Regions from separate parts of the Homo sapiens genome. Here region 2 is linked to region 1. Evidence: chromatin loops called from intact Hi-C (ENCODE). Cell type or tissue: CD4-positive, alpha-beta T cell. All regions are shown on one strand. Links, peaks and the distances in the headings refer to the core of each region. The heading gives the core; the rest is flanking DNA. Region 1 holds the start of SMIM10L2A (small integral membrane protein 10 like 2A). Region 2 overlaps ZNF449 (zinc finger protein 449).

What was found. A loop is a pair of places that touch in the nucleus more often than their neighbours do. Peaks named below come from ENCODE experiments on the same cell type or tissue, not always from the same donor. Only the 100,000 strongest peaks of a DNase experiment are listed, where the experiment ranks them.
Region 2: a loop joins it to region 1, with 6 times the contacts of the local background. A loop is called at or near these places in 40 of 110 quality-filtered maps.

Annotation. Positions count from the first base shown.
Region 1 is chrX:135,414,390-135,426,545 of GRCh38, reverse strand. It overlaps SMIM10L2A (small integral membrane protein 10 like 2A), which reads right to left and starts at 4,602. Exons shown (of 2, transcript NM_203306.3): 1 at 3,816-4,602; 2 at 1-2,913. The coding sequence starts at 4,414. The coding sequence ends at 4,178. RefSeq lists a silencer at 4,312-4,541. In CD4-positive, alpha-beta T cell, for the core only: no CTCF peak of the experiment used is centred there; a DNase peak (open chromatin) is centred at 4,775; H3K4me3 peaks cover 1,073 bases.
Region 2 is chrX:135,345,802-135,357,957 of GRCh38, reverse strand. ZNF449 (zinc finger protein 449) reads right to left here. Exons shown (of 5, transcript NM_152695.6): 2 at 10,486-10,939; 3 at 8,644-8,848. The coding sequence starts at 10,839. Among named protein-coding and RNA genes, the nearest start is that of ZNF449, 7.1 kb to the right of the region's middle. In CD4-positive, alpha-beta T cell, for the core only: no CTCF peak of the experiment used is centred there; no DNase peak of the experiment used is centred there.

The DNA of each region.
Region 1 (12,156 bases), core at 3,500-5,999:
TGCTCTGACCCCTGGGTAGCCCTTGGCAACAGGAGTGCCCCCAGGGCCCCTAAACCCAGTCTTCACTCCTAAGTCTGAGCATAGCCCTGTGTCCTCAGGATGCCTCCCCACCCCCACCCAGGGGCCCTATGGGGCTTCCTCTAACACTACCCTCTGCCCTCCCTCCCCCGCCTTTTGCCTGCTTGCCAACCCTTACAGCAGCCACTAGGGAGGTCTCTGGTGGGAGCCACTAGGGAGGGGGGCTCTGATGGGACAGAATTTGCTTCCAAGGTTGGGAAAGGGAAGCAGGCTTCCAGGGCCAGGTCCTTTATCTTCTCCAAGATTCTGCAGTAACCTTGCTGGTAGGGAGGCAGTGGGAGGTGGCCTCAGGCAGGGAGAGGAGTCTCAGTGCTACACAAAATGACCTGTGTCGAGTCTGTTTCAGTTCACTTCACCCTAGTCCACCCTCAGGATTCTACTGACTTAAGACACTTTTGATCGCCAGACTCTAAAAAGGAAAGGGACTTATGTTTTGGGTCGTTGAACAAAGGTTGTCAACAGAACAAGCAGCTACCTCTCGGGGCCAGGCTAGGATGCTGCCTGCTTCTCATGGGGCAGTGGTCCAGGTCAAGTCGGTTCTCAGCACAGCCTCTGAACAGGAAACACGGTCCCTGCCACAGCCTCCCCCAGCCCTAGCCCTCAGAGGCTTCTCCCTGCCAACTCCTGGCCATGGGAGCTGGTGACCTCACCATGGGGCCTCTCCACCCGGGGCCACTGCATCACCCCCACCAGACACGGGAGGCCTCCAGTTGGGATTTTAGTGTATTAAACCAAGGACTTTTTTTTAAACTTAGAGAAAACAAGAAGACGTGACAACACCAGAAACAAGAACAGCTCTCTGGCCAGCCTGTGCTGACCAGTACACAGTGAATCACACACAGAAAAGTATGTCATTCCGGTCAGTGTCTAGCTCCACCGCCTAGAAAACAGACTGCAAATAAATAAAGCGCATGGAGACCCCGTCACGCAGCAAGGGCCCCATCTGGGAGAGAAGAGGTGGGGAGGGGAGGTGGAGAAGCAGCAGGCGGGGCTACCACTTCAGGCAGCAGGGGTGAAAAAGCAGGGACAGGAGCAGATGCTGAGGGCTTGGCCCTGACCCTCCCCAGTCAGCCCCTCTAGGCCAATACGGCCACACCAGAAGCCACTGGGGGTGGGCGGACATGGACTTCCGTGACCCTCTTATGGGGTGGGGCTCCCTGCAGTGGGGGGTCTTTGAGGGCAGAGACCCCTGCGGCTGACGCAACTTTATCCCAGTAGGGAAACAGCTTCCAGGGTCCCAGGCCAAGCCCCTTGCATGGGGAGGGCTCAGTCACCCCCCACACTCCCATGCATGCACTCAGCAAAGAGCTTTCCTCCAGCCTTCCTGGCTGGCCCAGGAAGAGGCTGGAGCTGGGGATCCAGTCACCCAGAGGGTGACACCAGGGTTTGAAAGGGCCACATCTGTGCATCAGACACAAGGAGGCTCCTCACTCCTCTTCTCCAGCCCTGTGTCACTCTTGTCCCATAGAGGCTGCCCCCAAAGATCTGTTGGGGGGACCAGCAGGCTGACAGACCCCCAGAGGTGGTCCAGGGTGGATAGGGTTGGGGTGGATGAGAGGGGCCAGCAGGGTCAGGGGTTCCCAAGAAACTTGGGACAAGGGGGCATGTCATCAGGCCCTGGATGTGGGAGACTGCAAGGGTCATGAGGCAGCCACTGTCCAGCCGCTTCTGGCATGAGGCAGGCGGACAGCTTCATTCAGGACCTGAGTCCAGTGGGCAGCTGAGGAGGGTACATAGTAGGTGGCTGGGCCACTCTGTCCCTGGAGCTGGCCAGACTGCTGCAGTTTTCAGTCCCAGGAACTGAGAACGTGGCGCCCGGGGTACCAGTGCAAGAGATGCGGAAATGGGGATAGATGGTAAGGGCGAGGGTCCCTTCCCGGCTCCCCTCTGGGCTGCTCCTGAGCATTGTACACCAGTTAGCAGCACACCAGGGGGCCCCCAGGAGCAATCCAAGCCGTGAGGATGAGATTCTCCTGTGTGATCCTGGGGATGGGGGGTCGAGCTTGAGGAGAGAGAATTGGGGTCATGCCATGGGTCTCAGCCCCAGCCCACCCCAGGTTTATCCCTTCACCCTCCTGGTTATGTCGTGTCTCCAGGAGCCACAACACCAAGATCACCCCCACTTGCCCACCAAACTGGGAGGCTTGTGCCACTTCACTGCTGAGGAGCCCTTGGTGAAGCTCCAGGTGGGGTGAGAGGCTAGGATGTGGGGGACAGCTTGGCTCCCCAGGGGTCCTGGGGCTCATCTCTCCTGTCTCCCATCTCAGCTGTCCGTCCTCCTGATCTTCCCTGTGACTTTCCGTACTGCTCCAAGGAAAGCGACATTCCTAGATTCCCTACCCCTGGGCCCCTCTCTCCCTTGGTGCCCCAGGAGCCCTATGCTCCCCTCTCCACTTCCCCCTCCCTCCTCCCACCATGCCAGGTCTTGAAGAAGACTGGGGAGGGGTGTGGGGGCCTGCAGGCCCAGGGGCACACGCAGTTCCTCCTCCTCCTATCTGCATGTCAAGGGCAAATCCACCCCTCCCTGAAGCCTCAGTTTCCTCTGTCATTAGGAGGGGGAAATACACCTCTCTCACAGTGCTGCTAGCAGATTTCAGTTCCCAGGGAACTCAGACCTTCCTTCCCAAGCCAGGACTCGATCACTGGGCACCCCCACCCCTGTGAGCCTTTGTCCATGCTGTGCCTCTACTAGGAAGGCCCTTCTTCTCCTCTTGTTCAGGCCCTTCACGCTGCCTCTGCCCAGGCAAGTTCCAGGGCCAGAGGTGCCCCTGGGCAGGGATGTGACTCTTGGCAAGGCCAGAGAAGGGGCGGGTCACCGCCTACAAATGCCAATGCCTGAAAGAGAAAGAAAGAGATGGGGACCTCAGTTGCCTGGCCACCAGACACGTCCTTGCTTCCCCCGGGAATGGCCTCCTCTGCAAGCCCCTCCTCCATCTGCTCTGCCCACCCCAGGCTGAGAGCTGCTGTGTGCTCAGGCAGGTCTCCTTTTCCCAGATCACTTCAGTACACAGTAGGCTTCTAGAGGCCGTCTGGGGCTGGAGGATGGGACTCTGGCCCTGGGAGGGCCTTGCTAGCTAGGGGCCTTAGGGAGCATGGGCTGACATGGCAGAAGAGCAAGACTAGGGGAGGGGACGGTAGGAATGCGTCTCTCCCACTCTTCCCTGTCTCCAAATGCAGAGCTTGGGGGGTGCCCTCATGTAGGGGTAGGGGAACATAAGGGACAGCAGGAGCAGGCAGAGACCAGTCCTCTGGCCCCAAAGACAGGGCAGGAGGCAGTTTTGCCAAGGGCTGTGCAGGAGCTGCAGAGAGACCCAGGGCTGAGGGCTGAGAACAGATATGGGGCTCAACCTAGAAGAGAACCGTCCTCCCTATGCCCACCGACTGGTGGGGAAGAGAAGGGTGGGGGCATCGTTGCTCCTCTAGGGCCTTCCGGGGCCGCCCCCAGCCCATTACCCTCCATTCCTCAGGGTTCAGGGGACACCCTGGGGGCCTCTGCAGAAAGGGAGGCAGGCACTGGGGCGTGGGCGGGAGGGGGCCGCCCCTCACCCTATCCTGCAATCATGACTGGGGAGGAGGGGAGAGCCTGCGGCTGCCTTTCCTTTCCCCACCTGGGCTCCACAGCTCTTCTGGCTGGTTTGCCCCGGTGCCTTCCATACTTCCCCCTGACCGCCAACACGCCCTGACATCTGAAGGGCAGAGCCACCGCCCCTCTCCCATTCCAACCTGTCGCCTCCTACCTTTCTGCTCCGGGCCTGGAAAGTCAAGTCGCCGCAGCAGAATTCCCTCCTTCTGGTTTCCCCCTCTTTGGCCAATATGAGGCAACAGGTCGGCCGAGCCCAGGTAGTTTCTGGAGCCCGATGGCAGGGGCCCATTCAGTGCGTTTCTGCGCGATCCAGGGCCCCCGGGCTGAGACCGCAGCCGGGGCCAGGGCTGGGCCGTCGTGCCCTGGCGGCGTAGGTCTAGAGTCCAGGGGTCCGAGCCGCCCCGCCTCCGCCCCCCGCCGCGGCCCAGCTTTCCTTCATGCCGGCGACCCGGCCGGGGGCGGGCGGGGACACGGGCGCCCCTTCAGCCGGGCCTTCGCCGCCGCCGCCGCCGGCGCTCACTCGATCCGCACCTGCAGGCGGACGTTAAGCATCACCGAGGCCACGATGTAGAAGTAGGGGAAGTTCATGCGCAGCCGCCAGGCCAGGTCGAAGAAGGTGAGCAGCGTGCGCGTGAGCCCCTTGCAGAAGGCGCCGTACGAGCCTCGGGCCGCAGCTGAGCGCGACAGCCGCACCGCCAGGCCAGACAGGGCCGCCGCAGCCGCCGCTGCAGACAGAGCCGCCGACGCCGCCATGGGCCCGGGCCCCGCGCAGGCCCCGCCGACCGACTGACCCGCTCGAGCGCGAGCCTCAGGGCGGTGGGACCCGAGCACTAGTGCACCCAGCGGGTCGCCCAGAGCCGCGGCCGCCCCGCCCCCGTGTTCCCAAGGCCGAGCGGGGCTCAGGCGGCCGCTGCCTCGGCCCCACCTCCACGATCCCGCACACGCCGCCCCCTCCACACCTCCTCACTGCGGGGGGCCACCCCCCCGAACCCCCACCCCGAACCCCCCCAGGCCAGCATAGGTCCGCCGCTGGCTTAGCCACGCCCCCAACCGGGAGCCGCAGAGAGGCCGTCAGCGCTGCGACCCCGCCTGCTCGACGTGCCCCGCAGGCTCAGCTCCGCCCACTGCCCCGTCCCGCCCACACAGCCCCGCCTCTTTCCGGGCGCCTCCGGAGGCTGGAGTGGATTGAAGGGCGGAGCTGCCAGGGATCGCTTTGAGACCATTTCCCAGGGTGGAGCGGCAGTGGAGGAGGACAATCTGGGCCGCTACGCTGATTCTGTATAGAAAGCACGTGCAGAAGCCTCTGCCTGTTCATATCACCTCCCTTCTCCCACGGTCTCCCCTGAAAACTGGCCAGCCAAGCCATTATATCTTTCTTTAATTCGCATGGTGCAGTAACTGCGCTACAGAGTGCCATCAAGCCCACATGCGTGCATTTTTCCCTTTCTGGTATATTTGCTGGTCACGTATATCTCTTTATTGGCGAATTTCCCCATTGTCCTTCCCTTTCTAAGCACTCTTCTTAATCCATTGTTTGCCATGGTGGTTGCACAAGGTCGTCTTGGGTTTTCATTTGCTCTTGTTTATGGCCTTTTTGTTTGTTTGTTGCCAGTGTGCTTAAAAGCCCTTTCGTGGTTTCATTCAATCTTTATTAAACGTAAACCAGTCAAAACCCAGTAGCGTTTTTTCAGACTGTTTTAATGATGTGGGGAAATGCTCTCACTTCGTTATGGTCATGACTTTTGAAAAACTGTCGGCAAGAAAGAAGTAGGTTCACCCAACCCCATCCCAGTTTTCACAACAAAGGTTGACGTGGGTATTTAAGAACTCTCAAAATACCTGTTCACCGTCACGCCTGATCATCTCTATGGTATCCCACGTAACTGAGGAACGCAGCGGATCCATTTACACTGATTGAGCAATTGTCCTACCTACATGATCAAGAAAAAAAAAATCCAGTTCCAGAATCACTGGATTCTGGTTATTGTGTGGACATCACGATTTTATCAACAACGCAACACATCCATGCATGGGTATACATGCATCAAAAAAAAAAATGCCAGGGCAGGAGGCTGGGCGTGGTTTTTCTTTTCTTTCTTTTTCTCTTTTCTATTCTTTTTTTTCTTTTTTTTTCTTTTCTTTTTTTTTTTTTTTGAGACTAAGTCTCACTCTGTCTTCCACGCTGATGATCTCAGCTCACTGCTGTCTCTGCCTCCCAGGTTCAAGCGATTCTCTTGCCTCAGCCTCCTAAGTAGCTGGGACTACAGGCACGCGACACCACGCCTGGCTAATTTTTGTATTTTTAGTATTTTTAATAGAGATAGGGTTCACCATGTTGGCCAAGCTGATCTGGAACTCCTGATCTCAGGTTATCCGCTTACCTCGGCCTCCCAAATTGCTGGGATTATAGGCGTGCAATCTCGGCATTTTGGGAAGCCAAGATGGGAGGATCACTTAAGGCTGGGCCTGTTTACCAAGGTCCTCGTCTCTACAAAAAAAAATAAAATATATTAGTGGGGTGTGGTAGCATATGCCTGTAGTCCCAGCTACACAGGAGGCTGAAGTGGGAGGATCGCTTGAGCCCAGGAGTTCAATGTTACTGTAAGCTATGATCCTGCCACTGTACGATGGAGTGAGACTGCCTCTACTACAAAAAAGAAAAAGCCAGGGCAGATATATCAAATTGCTCTATATTGTTCTGGTTAAGACAATAGGGAGACTTAAACTTTTTACTTCGCTCTATATGTCTGTATGTCCAAATGTATGTCTGTACATATTCCTTGTATAATACAATGAAAAAAATTAGTAATATTTGAAAAAGAAAGGGCCATAGAAATATAGACTTAAGGCACATAGAAACCCATTGTTCCAGACTGGCTAGAACCCCATTCATTTGCAGACCCTGTTGCTTCCAGCCATTTCTGAAACCTCTCCTTGGCCTCATCTCATTTATTTTTTAACATTTTGTTTGTAAATAATTATAGACTCACAGGAAATTTCAAAAATAGTACCAAAAAAGACCTTGTGCCTTTTATCCAGCTTCCCTCAACAGTAACATTTTTTGTTGATGTAATATAACATCAAAATCAAGAATTGAAATTGATACATTACTGTTTACCAGACTGCAGGCCTGATTTCACTTGGAATATTTTTTTAAACCTGCATTAATGTGTGGGTGTGCACACATATAGTCCTAACAATTTTACACCATCTAAAGATTTGTGTAACCACAACTACAATGAAGATACAAAAGTATTCCATTACCCAAAAAAAACCTCCTTTGGGTTACCTCTTTGCACTCACATTCAGCCACTCTGCACATATTATGTTAGATTTATTTCATCCTCTTTGCAGTGACTGCTAGTGGTATTGTGAGTTTGATTACATGTCAAACATTTGGTTTCCATGTGTTCATTGTTAATATATAGAACTGCAACTAATATTTTAATTACATTATTAATCTTGAGATAATTGTAGATTTACATGCAATTTTAGGAAAAAATACAGAGAGATCCCATGTTCCCTTTAACCAGTTCCACTGGTTAATATCTTTCAAAACTACAGTACAATATCATAATCAGGATGTTGATATTGACACAATCCATCTATCCTATTCAGAATTCCCTCAAGCTGCCCTTTTTTGACCAAATCTGCTTCCATCCTGCTCTCCCTCCTTAATGACTGGCAACCACTAATGTGTTGTCTATTTCTATAATTTTATCATTTCAAGAATGTTAAACAAATGGAATGATACAACATTGTAACCTTTGGGAATTGACATTTTTCACTCAATATCATTCTCTAGAGAATCATCCAAGTTGTTGGGGGTGTGAAGTGTCAATAGTTCTTTATTTCTTTTTGCTGCTGAGTAGTACTCCTTGGTGTAGTTGTACCACAGTTTGTCTAACCATTCACCCAGAGTATTCCCAGTTTTGGCTATTAGAAATAAAGCTGCTATGAATATTAATTTACAGCTTATTGCGTGAAGATAAATGCCCATTTCTCTGGGATAAATGTCTAAGTGTGATTGCTAGGTCATAAGGTGCATGTTAGGTTTTGTAAGACTCTACCAAACTGTTTCCTGAGTGGCTCTAGCATTTTATATTCCCACCAGTAATTTATGAGTGTGTTGATTCTCTGCATCCTTGCCAGCATTTGGTGTTATCACTATTTTTTATTTTAAACATTTTGATAGGCGTATAGTGATATATGATTCGGCAAATACCAATAATGAAGGTGAAAAATCATTTTATGTGCTTATTTTCCATCTGTTTATCCTTTTTGGTAAAATGTTTTTTGCCATTTTCTAGTTGGACTGTTTTCTATGCTTAAATCTCGAGACTTCTTTATATTTTCTAGATACGAGTCCTTTAACAGATATGTGGTCTGCAAATTTTCCTCCCATTCTGTAGTTTGTCTTTTCATTCTGTTATTAAGGGCATTATCTGAGCAAAAGACTTAAATTTTGATGAAGTACCATTTATTGGTCCTTTTTATTTATGGATCATGGTTTTGATGTCATGTGTAAGAACTCTTTACCAAGCCCTAGGTCCTAAAGATTTTCTCCTGCGTTTTCTTTTTGAAGTTTTGTAGTTTTATATTTCACATTTAAATTTGTGCCCCACTTTGAGTTAACTTTGGTATAATATTTGAGGTTTAGGTCCAGGTTCAATTTTCATTTATGGATGTCTAATTGTTAGAGCCCAATTTGTTGGAAAGGGTATCCTTCCTCCACTGAGCTTCTTTTTCATCTTTGTCAAAAATCGGACTTGGGTCTCTTTCTATGTCCTCTATTCTGTTGTATTGGCCTATGTGTCTATTCTTTCTACAGTACCACACTGTCTTTATTACTGTTTGGATATAGTACGTGTTAATATGGGAATATTAGTCCATTCACATACTGCTATAAAGAAATACCTGAGACTGGCTAATTTATAAAGAAAAGAGGTTTAAGTGGCTCACGGTTCTGTAGGCTGTGCAAGAAGCATAGCAGCTTCTGTTTCTGGGGAGGCCTCAGGAAGCTTACAATCATGGCAGAAGGCAAAGGGGGAGCAGGCACATCACATGGGTGGAGCAGGAGAAAGAGAGAGAGCGGGCTGGGGGGTGCCACACACTTTTAAACAAGCAGATCTCGTGAGAACTCACTATGATGACAACAGCACCAAGGGGATGGTGCTAAACCACTCATGAGAAACCACCCCCATGATCCAATCACCTCCCACCAGGCCCCACATCCAAGATTGGGGATTACAATTTTACATGAGTTTTGGGCGAGGACACACATCCAGACCACATCAATGGGGTAGCATGACTTTTCTCTATTTTTTTGAACATTTCTTTAGCTACTCTAGGGCTTGTGCCTGTCCATATACAATTTAGAATAAGCTGATCTATGGGTACAAAAAGGCTTGCTGAAAATTGTGTTCAATTTAAAGACCAATTTTGGGGAAAATTGACATAGTTTCTGTGTGGATTCTTCAAATCCAAGAACACAGTATGTTTCTTCATTTATTTAGATATTCTTAATTTCATCAAAACTGTAGAATATTCAGCATTCAGATCCTATATATGTTTGTTAAATATACTCCTAAGTACTCACTTTCTTTGAAGCAATTATACATGATTTTATGTTTCTAATTTCAGTTTCCACATGCTTGTTCATTGTTAGTATGTAGAAATATGATAATTTTTTTTTTGTTCATCTTGTATCCTGCAACCTAGCTGAACTTTTTTTCTTACTTCTTGTGAGACAGGAATAATGCAGTGTGGTCGCAGAAGAATAGAAAATTCCAGACAACAGTTTCAGATGACTAGCAAAAGGAAACTGCTGAAATAGCAGCAGAAGCTAGGGGCTGATTAGACCCTAAAAAACCAGGGTATGGACCAAGCTGGCTAAGACCAATTGGACCCAACACAGTGCTGGATTTGACCTAGGTGTTACCTAGGACGTCATTATACCGTCATTAACATAGTAAATCACACATCCACTAGCACCAGGACAGTTCCAGGAACACCCATATTTGGTGTAAAAATGGGTGGTGCCACAGTTTCAAGAAATCTCTAACCTTTTGTGGGAATCTCTGTGAATATTCCACCCCTTGATTAAAGAGACCCGCAAAGGTAGAAGCCCCAAATTCCATTGCATGACTCACTCTGAGTATGCCTGCACTCCCCTTTCTTGAGTGTGTACTTTTGCTTTGCAATAAATCACTGAACTTTCACTCTTTTCTGACTTATCCTTGCATTCCTTCTTGCAATGGTGTCAAGAGCGTGGACACCAGCTGGGGTCAAAGTCTAACCAGTGTTTGGGGACCTCCCCCAAACTTGGAGTCTTGGTATCACTTGGAGTATCACTTGGAGTCTTTTTGTCAATTCCTTGGAATTTTCTAACTAATGTCATTTGTAAATTGGGACAGTTTTATTTTTTCCTTCCTAATCCTTATTTCCTTTCCTTGTGTTATTGCAGTGGATACAATTTCCAGTACTAGGTTGAAAAAGAGTGGTGAAAAACTAACATCACTGACTTGTTTGGGATCTTAGGGGGAAGCATTCAGTCTTTCACCACTAGATATGATGTTAACTTTAGGGAGTTTTGTTTGTTTTTTTGAAAAAAGTTTCTCAGTTGTCTCATTTTTTGTTTCCTTTATTTAAAAAATTTAGGATTGTGGTAAGATACACATAGCATAAAATTGATCACGTTAACTGTTTTTAAGTGTTCAGTAATGTTAAGAACATTCACATTGTTCTGCAACCAATCACCATAGCTCTTTTTATCTTGCAAAAGATAAAAAAAAATTACAACTCCCCGTTTCCTCCTGCCCTTATGCTCTGAAAACCAATATTCGACTATGCGTCTCAATGAATTTGACTACTCTAGGCACCTCATATAAGTGGAATCATACAATATTTGTCTTTTTGTAATTGGCTTATTCATACAAAATAAAATTCAGTGTAGTCCTCAGAAAACATTTTTTTTTTTTTTCTGAGACGGAGTTTTGCTCTTTGTGCCCAGGCTGGAGTGCAATGGCGCGATCTCGGCTCACTGCAACCTCCGCCTCCCGAGTTCAAGCGATTCTCCTGCCTCAGCCTCCCGAGTAGCTGGGATTACAGGCACCTGCCACCACGCCCGGCTAATTTTGTATTTTTAGTAGAGATGGGGTTTCTCCATGTTGGTCAGGCTGATCTTGAACTCCCGACCTCAGGTGATCCACCCGCCTAGGCCTCCCAAAGTGCTGGGATTACAGGCGTGAGCCACCGTGCCCGGCCGGAAAACATATTTTTTTTATAAGAAGCATAAAACCATGCTTGAAAATGAATAAATCTGTGAAATCTCGTAAAAATTTGAAGTGAGGTTCTTGTAGCATAGAGTTGGGTTATTTTTTTAATCCACTGTCAATTTCTGTCTTTTCATTGCTATTCTTATATCATTTACATTTAAAGTAAGTATATTGATATGTTAGGGCTTAAGTTTGCTATTTTAATATTTGCTTTCTGTTTGTTCATTTTGTTTCTTATCCCTCTGTTTCTCTTTTCTTGCCTTCCTGTAGGATATTTGAACATTTTGTAAAAATTCCATTTTGATTTACATGTAGTGTTTTTTTCCTTTTTTGTACTATAATGTTTATTTTTATTTTTTATACTGGTATAAATATATATAAAGTTCAGTAAAGGTAACTTTTCATTGTCTCTATTCCTTCTCTGGTCATTATAGTCATTTGTTTCGTTTCTATTTATTTATTTACTTATTATACTTTAAGTTCTGGGATACATGTGCAGAACGTGCACGTTTGTTACATAGGTATACATGTGCCATGGTGGTTTGCTGCACCCATCAACCCATCACCTACATTAGGTATTTCTCCTAATGTTATCCCTCCCATAGCTCCCTACCCACCGACAGGCCCCAGTGTGTGATGTTCCCCTCCCCGTGTCCATGTGTTCTCATTGTTCAACTCCCACCTATGAGTGAGAACATGCAGTGTTTGCTTTTCTGTTCTTGTGTTACTTGGCTGAGAATGATGGTTTCCAGCTTCATCCATGTCCCTGCAAAGGACATGAACTCATCCTTTCTTATGGCTGCATATGATTCCATGGTGTAAATGTGCCACATTTTCTTTATCCAGTCTATCATTGCTGGACATTTGGGTTGGTTCCAAGTCTTTGCTATTGTGAACAGTGCTGCGATAAACATGCATGTGCATGTGTCTTCAAAGTAGAATGATTTATAATTTGGGGGGTATATACCCAGTAATGGGATTGCTGGGTTAAATGGTGTTTCTGGTTCTGGATCCTTGAGGAATCGCCACACTGTCTTCCACAATGGTTGAACTAATTTACACTCCCACCAACAGTGTAAAAATGTTCCTATTTCTCCATATCCTCTCCAGCATCTGTCATTTCCTGACTTTTTAATGATCGCCATTCTAACTGGTGTGAGATGGTATCTCATTGTGGTTTTGATATGCATTTCTGTAATGACCAGTGATGATGAGCTT
Region 2 (12,156 bases), core at 5,914-8,413, 71 kb after region 1:
AATACATTAAATGACTTAATCAGAAAGCAGAGAAGGTCTGACTGGATTGAAAAGATCCAACTATATACTGTTTATAAGAGGTATACTTTAGATTCAAAGATACAAACCGATTGAATGTAAAGGGATGGAAAAAGATATATCATACAAGTAGCAACCACAAGAGAGCCAGTCAAAATAGGCATTAAAACAAACAAAAAAACCCCTGTTACTAAGATATACAGGATCATTTTATAATGATAAAAATATCAATCCATCAGGAAGATATAACAATTATAATCATGTATGCACTTAATTTCTGAGTACTAAAATATATAAAACAAAACTCAACAGAAATAGTACAAGAACCAGATAATTTAACAATAGTAGTTGGACACTTCAATAACTCCTTGCACTAATAGACAGAAAATCTAGGCAGAAGATCAATAATACAAGACATAGAAAATACTATAAACCAACTAAACATAACAGAATAGAAATGAGAATCTAGCAATAAATCCATATACCTGTCCTGTGGTCAACTGATTTTGAAAAGGGTTTCAAGGATATTCAATATAAAAAGAATAGCCTTTTCAACAAATAATGCTGAGACACCTGGATGTCTCCACGGGAAAAAATTATTATTTGGACCTCTACCTCCCACCCTATTAAAAATTAATGAAAAATAGATCAAAGTCTTAGATGTAAGAGCTAAAATTATAAAACTGTTCGATGAAAACACAGGAGAAAATTTTTGTGACCTTGGATTAGGCAATTATTTCTTAGATAAGACATCAAAAGCACAAACAACAAAAGAAAAAACAATTACATATGACTTCATCAAAATTAAAAAAATATTTTGGGCTACAAAGGACACTATCAAGAAAGTGAAAAGATGGCCTACAGAACGGGAGAAAATACCGGCAAATCATATGTCTAATAAGGGACTTTTATCTAGAATACACAGTTGACCATTGAACAACATGGGTTTGAACTACACAAATACACTTACAGGCAGATTTCCTTCCACCTCTGACAGCCCTGAGACAGCAAGACTAAACTCTCCTCTATTCTGTTGATCTACATGTCTATTCTTATGGAAGTACCACACTGTCTTAGTTCATTTGTGTTGCTATAAAGACCTTTATAATGATCCACTTCCACTTAATGAATAATAAATATATTCTCTGCCTTATGATTTTCTTAATAACATTTTCTTTTCTCTAGCTTACTTATTGTAAGAATACAATATATAACAAATATAACATATGAAATATGTGTTCATTGACCATTGATGTTATCAGTAAGGCTTCTAGTCAACAGTAGGCTATTAGTAGTTAAATTTGGGAGAAACAAAAGTTATGTATATGGATTTCCAACTGCACAATAGGTCAGCACCCTTAACCTCCACATTGCTCAAGGGTCACCTGTATGAAGAACACATACAATTCAATAATAAAAAGACAAATAATTCAATTAAAAATGGGCAAGGGGACTAAATAGGTCTATGAAAATATACAAATGACCAATAAGCACATGAAAGCATGTTCAGCATCGTTACTCTTCAAAGAAAGAAATGCAAATCAAAACCACAATGAGTCACTATTTCATACCTATAGGATGGCTAGAATAAAAATGTCAAATAATAATAATAAATGTCGCCTAGGATGTGAAGAAATAAGAGTGCTTGTACACTGCTGGTCGGAATGTAAAAGAGTGCAATCAGTTTGTAAAACAGTCTAGAAGTTCCTGAGAAGTTTAAACATAGAGTTACCATATGACATAGCAATTGTGCTCCTAGGTATATACCCAAGAAAAATGAAAACATACATAAATACAAAATGTCATACTGAAATTTTTATAGCAGCATCATTCATAATAGCCAAAATATAAAAACAATCTAAATGTTCATCAGCTGTTGAATGAATAAACAAAATGTGGTATAATGTCACAATGGACTATGCAACCATAAATAGGAATAAAGTACTGATACATGTTACAACATAGTTGATCCTTGAAAATATGCTAAGTGAAAGAAGCTAGTCATAAAAGGCCACATATTGTATGATTCCATTTATATGAAATATCCAGAATTGGCAAATCTACAGAGACAAAAAGTAAATTAGTGGTTGCTTTGGAGTGGGAGAGATGGGGGCCAAAAAGTGATAGCTAAAGGGTACAGGGTGGTGACAGTTGTACATATTGTGAATATACCAAAAAACATTAAATTGTACACTTCAAAGGGGTGACAATGTATGGTATGTGAATTATATTTCAATAACGCTATTTTAAAAAGATGTAAATGTAAAAAAAATTTAAATATTGACATCATTAAATGATATTAACAAATTAGTTTGGCTAACATTAATCTGAAGTAAAATTTAGATTTCAGTACATTATATCAAATCCTAGGAAGTGGTGTAAAATACTTTATTTTACATTTTCACAGGGAAAAAAACAATAGATTTTAGATTAAGAAATATAAAATACACTTCCAATAAAATGTTTTATAAACTCACTATTTTGTTAACAAAGCTTGGTTTAAACCCAGGAGTGGGATAACTGAATGATGTGGTGGAAGAGGCCCCCCCAAAAAAACAGAAATTATACATTTAAAAAATAACTAAGAGTAGAATTGGATTGTTTGTAACACAAAGGATAAATACTTGAGGAGATGGATACCCCATTTACCATGATGTGATTATTATGCAATGCATGCAATGTATTAAAATATTTCATATACCTCATAAATATATACACCTACTATGTACCCACAAAAATTAAAAAAAAAATTTTTAAAAGTTAGTGGAAAAAAATAAACTGGAGTTCATAGATTAAAGAAAGCTGCCATCAAGCAGAAGTGAGAAGGAATTGAAACTGGGGAGAGCAGCAAGTAGCAAAGGCTTAGGGTGGTAGAAGCCTGGAGGCCCAGGAGATCTCAATATGAAAGCCAGAAAAACAGTTTTGGGAATGACAGGAATTGTTCATATGGCTATTCTCATCTTACAGAGCACAGATTTGAAACTCTTAAGGTTATAGATTTAATCAAATATCACTTCAAAACCAGGCCCAGACACCTGCTCCTTGGGTAAAAGAAGCTCTACGACCTAGCTGAAGGACTAAAAGTAGCCCTGGAAGCAGAATCTGGTACCCATGAGATCTAAGGTCAGAAGTGTTACTACCAGGCAGCTGTGTCTCATGGGCTTCCCATATTGGCCCTCAAGTCTAGCTGCTACCTTATGTACAGCACCAAATTACAGAGGTTTGAGTACTTTTGCTTTGGTTCCTTGTCCCCAGCATCATACTCCTGGTGCCAGCTTTCAAAAAGCTTGGCCCCAAATTGGGTGCATCAGGACAGTCTCTACACCTTGGATGTGAGAACATGGTGCTCATAGTTGAGCTTCTTCATGGATGCCAACCTAATGCACTTCTTATATGTGTAGCACAGCCCACCACAACCCTGTGGTCCTGAGTAATATTCAGATACTTCTGGACACTGTCACCAATTTATTTGCATTTCTCAACCTTATTTTCACAGTCCATGTCAGCTAAAACCAATTCCCATTCACTTTTGACCCATGTCTCACCTTTAGGTATCAGTTCCCATCCTCTACTCTTATATATTGAATAAAATACCACCACCAATGCTGAATAAAACTGACACTTACTGAAAGGGTTTCCACAGATATTTGCCCTACTCTGTTGGCCAACATAGCGAGAACAGTTATGGCTCTTACATAGCAAAGATAAGTGAAGATGAGCAGAATTTGGCATTCCTATATATTGTGGTGGGAGGATAAATTGGTACAATAATTTCAGAAGTCAATTTGACAATATCTATTAAAGTTTTAAATGCCCATTAATCAATCAATTCCAATTCTAGAAATTTATCATATCAATACCCGCATATATAAGTATTCTCCAAATGTTTTCTAGTTTGGCTCCATGGCTTCTGGGTCAATGTTGAGTGGCAATAAAAAAGCAGGCCTTAATGCCTACTTCTGTCAAGGAGCTCTTTTCTTTACCCTCAATGTAAGCTATCTGTAAAGCAACTATTATTGGATGAGTGGTTTTACAGTAATAGAAGAAACATTAACTGCTGGTCAGTAAAAAGAGAAGGGCCCTACACTCTACTTCTGTGAGCTCATTTTCTTTTTTAGCTCCCACAGGAATGAGAAACACAAAGAAATGATAAATGTTTAAGGTGACAGATATGCTAATTACCCTCATTTGATCATTACACATTGTACACACATATCAAAATATCACTCTGTATCCCATAAATAGGTACAATTATTACATGTCAATTAAAAATAAAAGGAAAAAAGGAGGGCCCTACAGATAGAAACCAAAGCCTGTTACCTTAAATTTAATCATCTCTCCTGGTTTTGAGACCATAGTCTAGAATATTAGTTTTCCAGTGACAATAACATATTGCCCAGGATGTTAAACTCATCCTCTGGCTATAGCTAAGAGATCCATCATAGGTATATTATATTTGACCAAATTAAGTGAAGAAATTTTACTTAGGAAAAATTAACTGAAGAAAAAAAAAGGAAATTATTTTTGATTTTTTTTTTAAGTAAAAGGCTATTAAGTCCAGGCATGGTTGATTCAAAATACGCTCCCAAATTCTTCGGTATTCTTTCCTTCAAGAGGTGGAACTTCCTTTTCCTTCACTTAAGTGTGGGTTGGACTTAGTGACTCTTCTAATGAACAGAATATGGTATAAGTATGGTATGTAGGTAGGTTATCAAAGACATTGTGTCATCCTCCTTGCTTTCTCTTGGATCCTTTGCTCTGGGGGAAGCCTGCTGCCCCATCATAAAGATACTTAGGTAACCTATGGAGAAATTCCTTTGGCAAGGAATTGAGGCATCCTGCCAGTCCCTGATGACATCTTCACAACAACTACAAGAGAGACTCTGAGCCATAAACATCTAGTAGATCACTCCTGAATTCCTCTCAAAAATAGTAACATGATAAATACTTTTTCCTTTAAGCTGCTAAGTTTCGGGGATAATTAATTGCCCTTCAATAGCTATCCCATGCAAAGAGGGAAAAGCAATTGGAGATTAACAAAGAAGGTGCTTCATTGAATGTTCCCCCCATCCTAAACTCAGGGAATGGCTTCATTAAACCCCATTAGCAAAGACTGTCTCGTAAGAGCTTCACTACACCAAGAAATGTCATTACTATAGTTGGGGGTTAGATATTAGCTTATGGTAAATTTTTTGGTATAGTAGAATAATCTGAAGAAGTTTAAGTTATAAGAATCTTCTGATGCTTTCTAGACAGCATTTGTTTGTCCTGTATTTTACTTTAAATTTTCATCTCTCATATTCTTCATCACCAAAAAGATGTGATCTTTTACATTTCACACACATTCCAAATGAAACCTCATCAATTGAAATGAAAAACCCAAAGCTTTGACAACTCAAAATGCAATCCAGTTTTGGTGTACGAATTTTGAACTCCATATTTTCAAAGATAAGCATGATATATTTTATGTTTTTAAGACTAGCGTCTCCTTGCCTCTTTTCTTTCTGATTGCATACATTCTAATATTATTGCCTATCTCTGGCATCAAAGTGTCCAGCATGAATTCAAATAAGGGATTTTGTTTTAAAGTTTATGTCTTCCTTAGGTCACTTTATATTGTTCACTTAAGTTCTCTTTTATTTTGCAATGAATGTGTATATGTGTTTTCAGTTATATTACATGAAAAAATATATATGCACAATTCATATATACTCAACAACCTAATTTTTTGCTCATAGGAAATAGGTTCCAAACATTAATATAAAATCAATTGACTTCTTCCATTACTTTTGAATTTCTTTTCCACTCAGCTGGCATCTTGTGCTTTCCATTCAGTCCACAATAGAATGTATTTCATGTAATACATCAAATATACTTTTGTTTAAAGTAAAAGTTTAAGTAACCTTTAAATAATAAAATAAGCCTTGCAACATTTTTCAAAGCATAATATATCACTTTAAACGGTGATAAGAAAAGGATAATTTCCTGTCCTCCAATTTGTAATTTTTATCTGTTAAATTAATTAATTCTACCTATCCTTTGTTAAATATACTAGATTTCCATGTGCTTTAGAGAGCAAAATATTAACACCAGATAAATATTGCTACTATGTGGTATTTGTACCTGCAGTGTTGACAAAAGGAGCGAATTAACATGGAGAATCAGAATGCAAATGCAGAAAGAGTTATACTTCAAAATATTACTAGCTAAGTTTTACTACTTGTTCCAGGCATATACACATAAACCCGGTTTTGTTTTTTTTTTTTTTTTTTTTTTTTTTTAGAATTCCTCAATAGACTATGAAATGTAGATGATGTAAAGCTTGGAACATAAATGGCAATATATAGTTCTGCTTTGACCACAATATGCATACTTGTAAAGTTTTCCTCTTTTGTCACTTTTATTTAAAAATATGCTGGAGACCCATAAGCACCTCAAACTCTGTATGTTCAAATCTAAACTCAACTTGACCCACCGAATCTGATCTTCCTCTTTTGTTTGTCATGTCAGTGAATAACATTACCATCTACCCAGTTCAATGGCCAGAAACCTGGATTCCATCCTTACTCCCTTCTTCTCCATCACCCTGACACCCAATCACCAAGCTCTATATTTCACACCTGCTAAGTATCTTTTGAATTACATTTTCACTCCATCATCACCAACATGCCCTTGCTCTAGAACAACATCTTCTCACCTGAATGATGGCAACAACCTCCCAAATGGGGTCCCTGCTTTCAGTAGTATGTATCCATTCCTACTATAGCCAGAATAATCTCCTAAAATGCAAATTTGTGTGTATCATTCTGGTACTGGAGAACCTCAAAATGGTTCCCCACTTCCCTGATAATCAAGTGTGACTTCTCCATGAGGCTGCAAGTTCTTCGTGACCCAGGACCCTGCTTCTCTCTCCAGCCTCTTCTATTGCCACTCCTGCCCCACTGCTCTTCTATGTCCCTTGCACTGCAGCAGGAGGTCTTCTCTCTGCCTTCAGAACGTTGCACATGTTGTTGCTTTTGATCCCAGCCCTCTCCGCTTCCCATGTACACCACTCCACAGGCTCACTTTGATCCATCCTGTAGGTTTTAACCCAGATCCTCCTTCCTCCAGACTTCCCTCTCAGCCAAAAGCTGGTTAGGTGGCCCTCCTCCATGCTCCTGGGCATCCTATTCCTCCCAACATACCATTTACTGTCAGATTTCTGTTACATACAGGACAAAACGTCCTACTAACATATCTGAATTGTCCACTGAACTGTAATCTCCAAGATGACCAGAGCTGCTTTCCAACCTTGTGTGCTACTGAATCCCCAGGGTCTGGCATGGTGTCTGGCTCCTCAAAGGTGCTCGTAGATAGTGTACAAATGAATAAATGATATTAATATGATGTGGAAAGGGGCATGGTTCCTAATCCTGGGTACTGAGCTAGTTATGGATGGATCAGACATTTATATTTTATAACTTGGACAGTTCTTATTTTCATTTTTTATGTGTCTTCTGTGGTCTCAGTATTTAACAGTCTCTTGAACGTGCGAACATGTTGAAACAGTACCTGGGGGAGTCGGGGAGAGGATTCTGGCCACACTCGGGCCAAAGCTTTAATGTGAGGGGTAGAAGAGGTACAGGGAACACTGGGTAAGAAAACCCCAAAGGAGAAGCCGGGTGTAATGGCTCACGCCTGTAATCCCAGCACTTTGAGAGGCCAAGGCAGGCGGATCACCTGAGGTCAGGAGTTAAAGACCTGCCTGGCCAACATGGTGAAACCCCGTCTCTACGTGTGGTAGTGCATGCCTGTGATCCCAGCTACTTGAGAGGCTGAGGCAGGAGAATCACTTGAACCTGGGAGGTGGAGGTTACAGTGCGCCGAGATTGCGCCACTGCACTCCAGCCTGGGCGACAGAGCAGGACTCCCGTCTCAGAAAAAAAAAAAAAAAAAATAGAAAACCCCAAAGGGGAATAAAATATAGGAGCAACTGGACTATGTGATCGTGCTGCCTTTCTCCACTTGGACTTTCTCCTTCTAGAACTAATCCCTGTGGTGTCTGGGCCAGTGATTCTCAAACTTTAGTGTGTGTAGCACTCACCTGCAGAGCTTGCTAAACATGCACCTGTGGTGTTCATGCTGCAAATGGTCTGCTTACTACAGTTTGAAAAACACTGTAATAGGTTTTGATTTAATGAGGTAGATATTTCCTTTAGACTGCAGTAAGTGGTTGATCTTACAGGATCTAAATAGACTATATTACTAAAGTATTAAGTTTGAATAAGGCTCTGATGCCATAAAAGCAACCGAGGCCCTTGGGGCCCACCACATCACAGTTCCTGTTGATTAAAATTGGGCTGAGAAATGAGTCCTTATCCAGAATCCAAACTCCCATAGTTTTCCTGTGTAACATTCTTGATCAAAAGACTCCTTATCAGGGTCATTAGCTTAAAGGGTTCCTAATCCCAGGGTTCTATCCAAAGTGCTTTGTTCCCTACTATTCCCAGAGAGACTTTTTCCTCTTCTTTATCTGAGTGGTCAATTTCCATTGAGTAATTGGTGTTTCTAACCCAACCCCAACCCTTGAGAGTTCCTGAACTCTCAAAACAGAAACAAAAGAAAGGAGAGAAACCCTTGCCTTACCAGGGTCCAGAAAGTTCTGACATTCTCCAGTAGCACCATAGTTCAGCTCCGGTGGCCCTGCCTGTGGGATCCATGCCTCTGCTACTGGGGCCTCCTGGGCAGGTCCCATTACCTGGAGTGCAGGTGACTCTAGGTGCATGGTTGGTGGTATGTGTGCCGTTCCCACTGGTGCCAGTTCTTCCAAGAGCATGTCATGCATATCAACCTGGGGGAAATGCCAGAACCATCACTCTCAAGTCTAGACCAACAGTGCCCAGTAGAATTGTATGAGAATCATGCATGTAATTTTAAATTTTCTAGTGGCCATATGAATAAATTTTTTAAAAAGTAAGGCCAATCTTAATAGTACGTGTTACTTAATCCAGTGCAAACAATCAGGATTTCAACATGTAATCAATATGAACAATTATTAGTGAGATATTTCACCTACTTTTTTCATACCAAGTCTTCTGCATGTGGTGTGTATTTCATACTTACAGCAGATCTCAATTTGTATTGGCCATATTTCAAGGGCTCAAGAGCTGTACATGACTAGTAGTGACTGTATTCAGCAGCAAATGTCTAGACCACATGAAGATAAAATCTTATATAGTAAACAAAACCAAGGAGACAGAGAAAGGAAGGGCAACCACCAACCCAAGTACCCTAGGGAGACAGAAAACTTCAGAAGACTCCTGTTCAGGAGCCCTGAAGCTAACAGCTCCTGCAGAGAACCCCCATAGACAAGACTGGAGTATCCCTGATGCCCATCTGGAAGCTCCTGCTCCCTTTTCCCAAAGATACTGCCCTCTCTCAGTCACGGCACTTCTGAAAAGAGGCTTTACACAGTCATTCTGAATGGCAGACAGTGCCACTGTCCCCATGGGGAGTTTTGGATATGCTGACAGGTGGTGGCTATCAGAATTTAATGGAACATAATTTACAATGCAGAATTGTTCTAGGTCCCTACCAAGTGTGGAATGTCCCACTCAAACATTCATGTGAGTAAAAAGAACCTGTCAAGAACCCCACCTTGTTGGTCAAATAAGTACAATTGTTTGTTTTGTTTTGCATAGTTTCAGCACAAATGAAATTTTCTAGGAATGCACTAATGTGAAAAGCAAAGACTACACTGCTTATTGTTCAGATTTACCTAGAGTCGTATGCCATTTTGGAAAATCACATGACGAGGAGCAACACTGTTCGTAGTACTTGAGCTTTATCAGTCTGAATTTCTGGCTGTCCCATTCACAATGATTCTAAGCATAGATGCAAACATCTGACAACTTCATGACATTCGGTCAGGCCCAAGCACATATATGTACAAATCCCTATCAATTTATAACAAACTATGTTTCTTTTCCTTTATATTCCTTCTAGACTTGATTCAGGGTTGGCAAACTTTATAAAGAGCCAAATAGTAAATATTTTAGGCACTGTGGGGCACATTCACTGTCAGTTCTTCTCCTTCCTCTTTTTTTCAATGACCTTTCAACAAGATAAAAAAACCATTACATACAGAGTATACAGATAAACAGGGTATGGCTAGAATTGGCCTTCAGGCCATGGAGCAATTTACTGATGCTTTGGGTTGATGTATGTGGGTAGATTATGTTGTCTATCAATTTCATTTGTGCATAGTAAAGTGGACATTATAAACTATTTGTTATAGAAGGGGAATTGAGTCTGATAGAGTTAAAAGCACTGACTCATTTGCTGAGTTCAGCAGAAGAGAAAAAGGAAGAGGACTCTGGAGAAATCTTGAGGCTGGGGAATGACATAGAGACAAATGTGTGGTCTAGTCCCAGCTGCCTCAGCTACTTCCTTTGGACCAATCACAAAGATCCCACATTCTTTTCTTACCTGCTGCTCTGGTATCTCAAGTTCTCTCTGTAAGTCTTCTATCAGTGACACAACTCTTTCTCTATTCTCTGGGCAGTGCTCCCTCACCCAGGTCTCTATCTCTGTGGGCAGGATAGTTAGGAATTGCTCCAACACTAGCAGCTCCAGGATTTGTTCCTTAGAGCGCATCTTTGGCTTCAGCCATTGACAGCAAAGCTCCCAGAGTTTGTTAAATGCTTCATGAGGCCCAGCTGCTTCTCTGTACTGGAACTGCCTGAAGCGCTGACGGAAAACTTCACAGTCAGTATCATATTCTTGAAACACAGAGCCTTGATTCAAGGATGCCTGGATTGCACAACCCAGGGCCACAGCCATCGCCCCCTTCCAGCAGTTTACAGTTTATCTGGAGCCTCACTTCTCAGATTCCGACTTGTTTCTCTCTGAAATCGTTGGGGTGGGAGGGAGCCACCTACAGCTAAGGACAGAAAAAAATGAGAAAGGAGAAACAGGAGTGGTCACAAGAGGGCTTACTTACCTCGGTCAACTTCTTTTTTACCAAAGAACCTGTTAACTTCTTTTTTACCAAAGACCTAAAGTAGTTCTTTATTTTTCTCTTGGTTTTGAGAATCTGATGAAAGCTTCAGACTCACTTCCTAGAAAAATACACATACACATCCTTTTCTGCATCTAGTTTCAAAAGTTTATAAAATCTCAAAGCCTCTAGAATTGCGCTTGCTGTCCAATATGGTAGCCAACAGCCCCATGTGACACTTTAAGTTTAGTCAAAAATTTAGTTTCTCAGTAATATTAGCTAAATTTCAAATGCTTAATAGACTTCACTGCAAAAAGGTCTATTGGACAGTTCTGCTCTAGAATTCCATGGTCCCAGGCTAAGGACCGTGAATTTATTAATAAATGAACCCTTATAGATCTCTTTGCATTTAACCCATTCCCAGTTTAATTCCAATTGTCATGTGTTTCTGAATATATGTAGATCTCAAAAGAAATGGCGAAGGAATACTAACAATACTTCCAAAAAACTCTGAAAGTCCATCTAGCTTTAAGTATCTCCTAATGGCCTTCGACCAAAGTGAACTTAGGTAGAGCCATGGTTTGCAAAGGCAGCAAATTGTCCATCTCTCATTCTTGTCCTCACCGAGTCTGCGTAATTCCCCCAGTAACCCCATGCCATTCCTTCCCCACTCCCCTCCACCATAGCATTCCAAGAGGATCTCCTATGTGAAAAATACACTGCAATAGGGAGGCCATTAGGAATTTGCTATGCATTCACAACAACGGATATTTATTGAGTTCATGCTATGTGCCAGGTACTGTTCTAAGCATTCTACATATACTTGTCAGTTAACCCTCACCCAAGGTTAGGAGCTGGGTACTAGTATTATCCCCTGGATACAGATGAGGGAATTGAGGTTTGAGGCTTAGGGGGATTGAACAACATGTCTAAGGTCACATGGTAAATGCCAGAGGGAAATGGTGATTACGTCAAAATCTATATTCTCCAGCAATCAAAAGGTCTAAAAACATCAAAATGTTCTTGGTATAGTCTTTGAGGTCACAGAGACAGTCACATACATGTTTCTACAGGTCTCAAGACCTGTATCTGCCCATGTGCCTTGGGTCCTCTCTCTCTGCATGTGCTGAGACAGCTGCTGTAGTTGTCCTCTTCTCTGG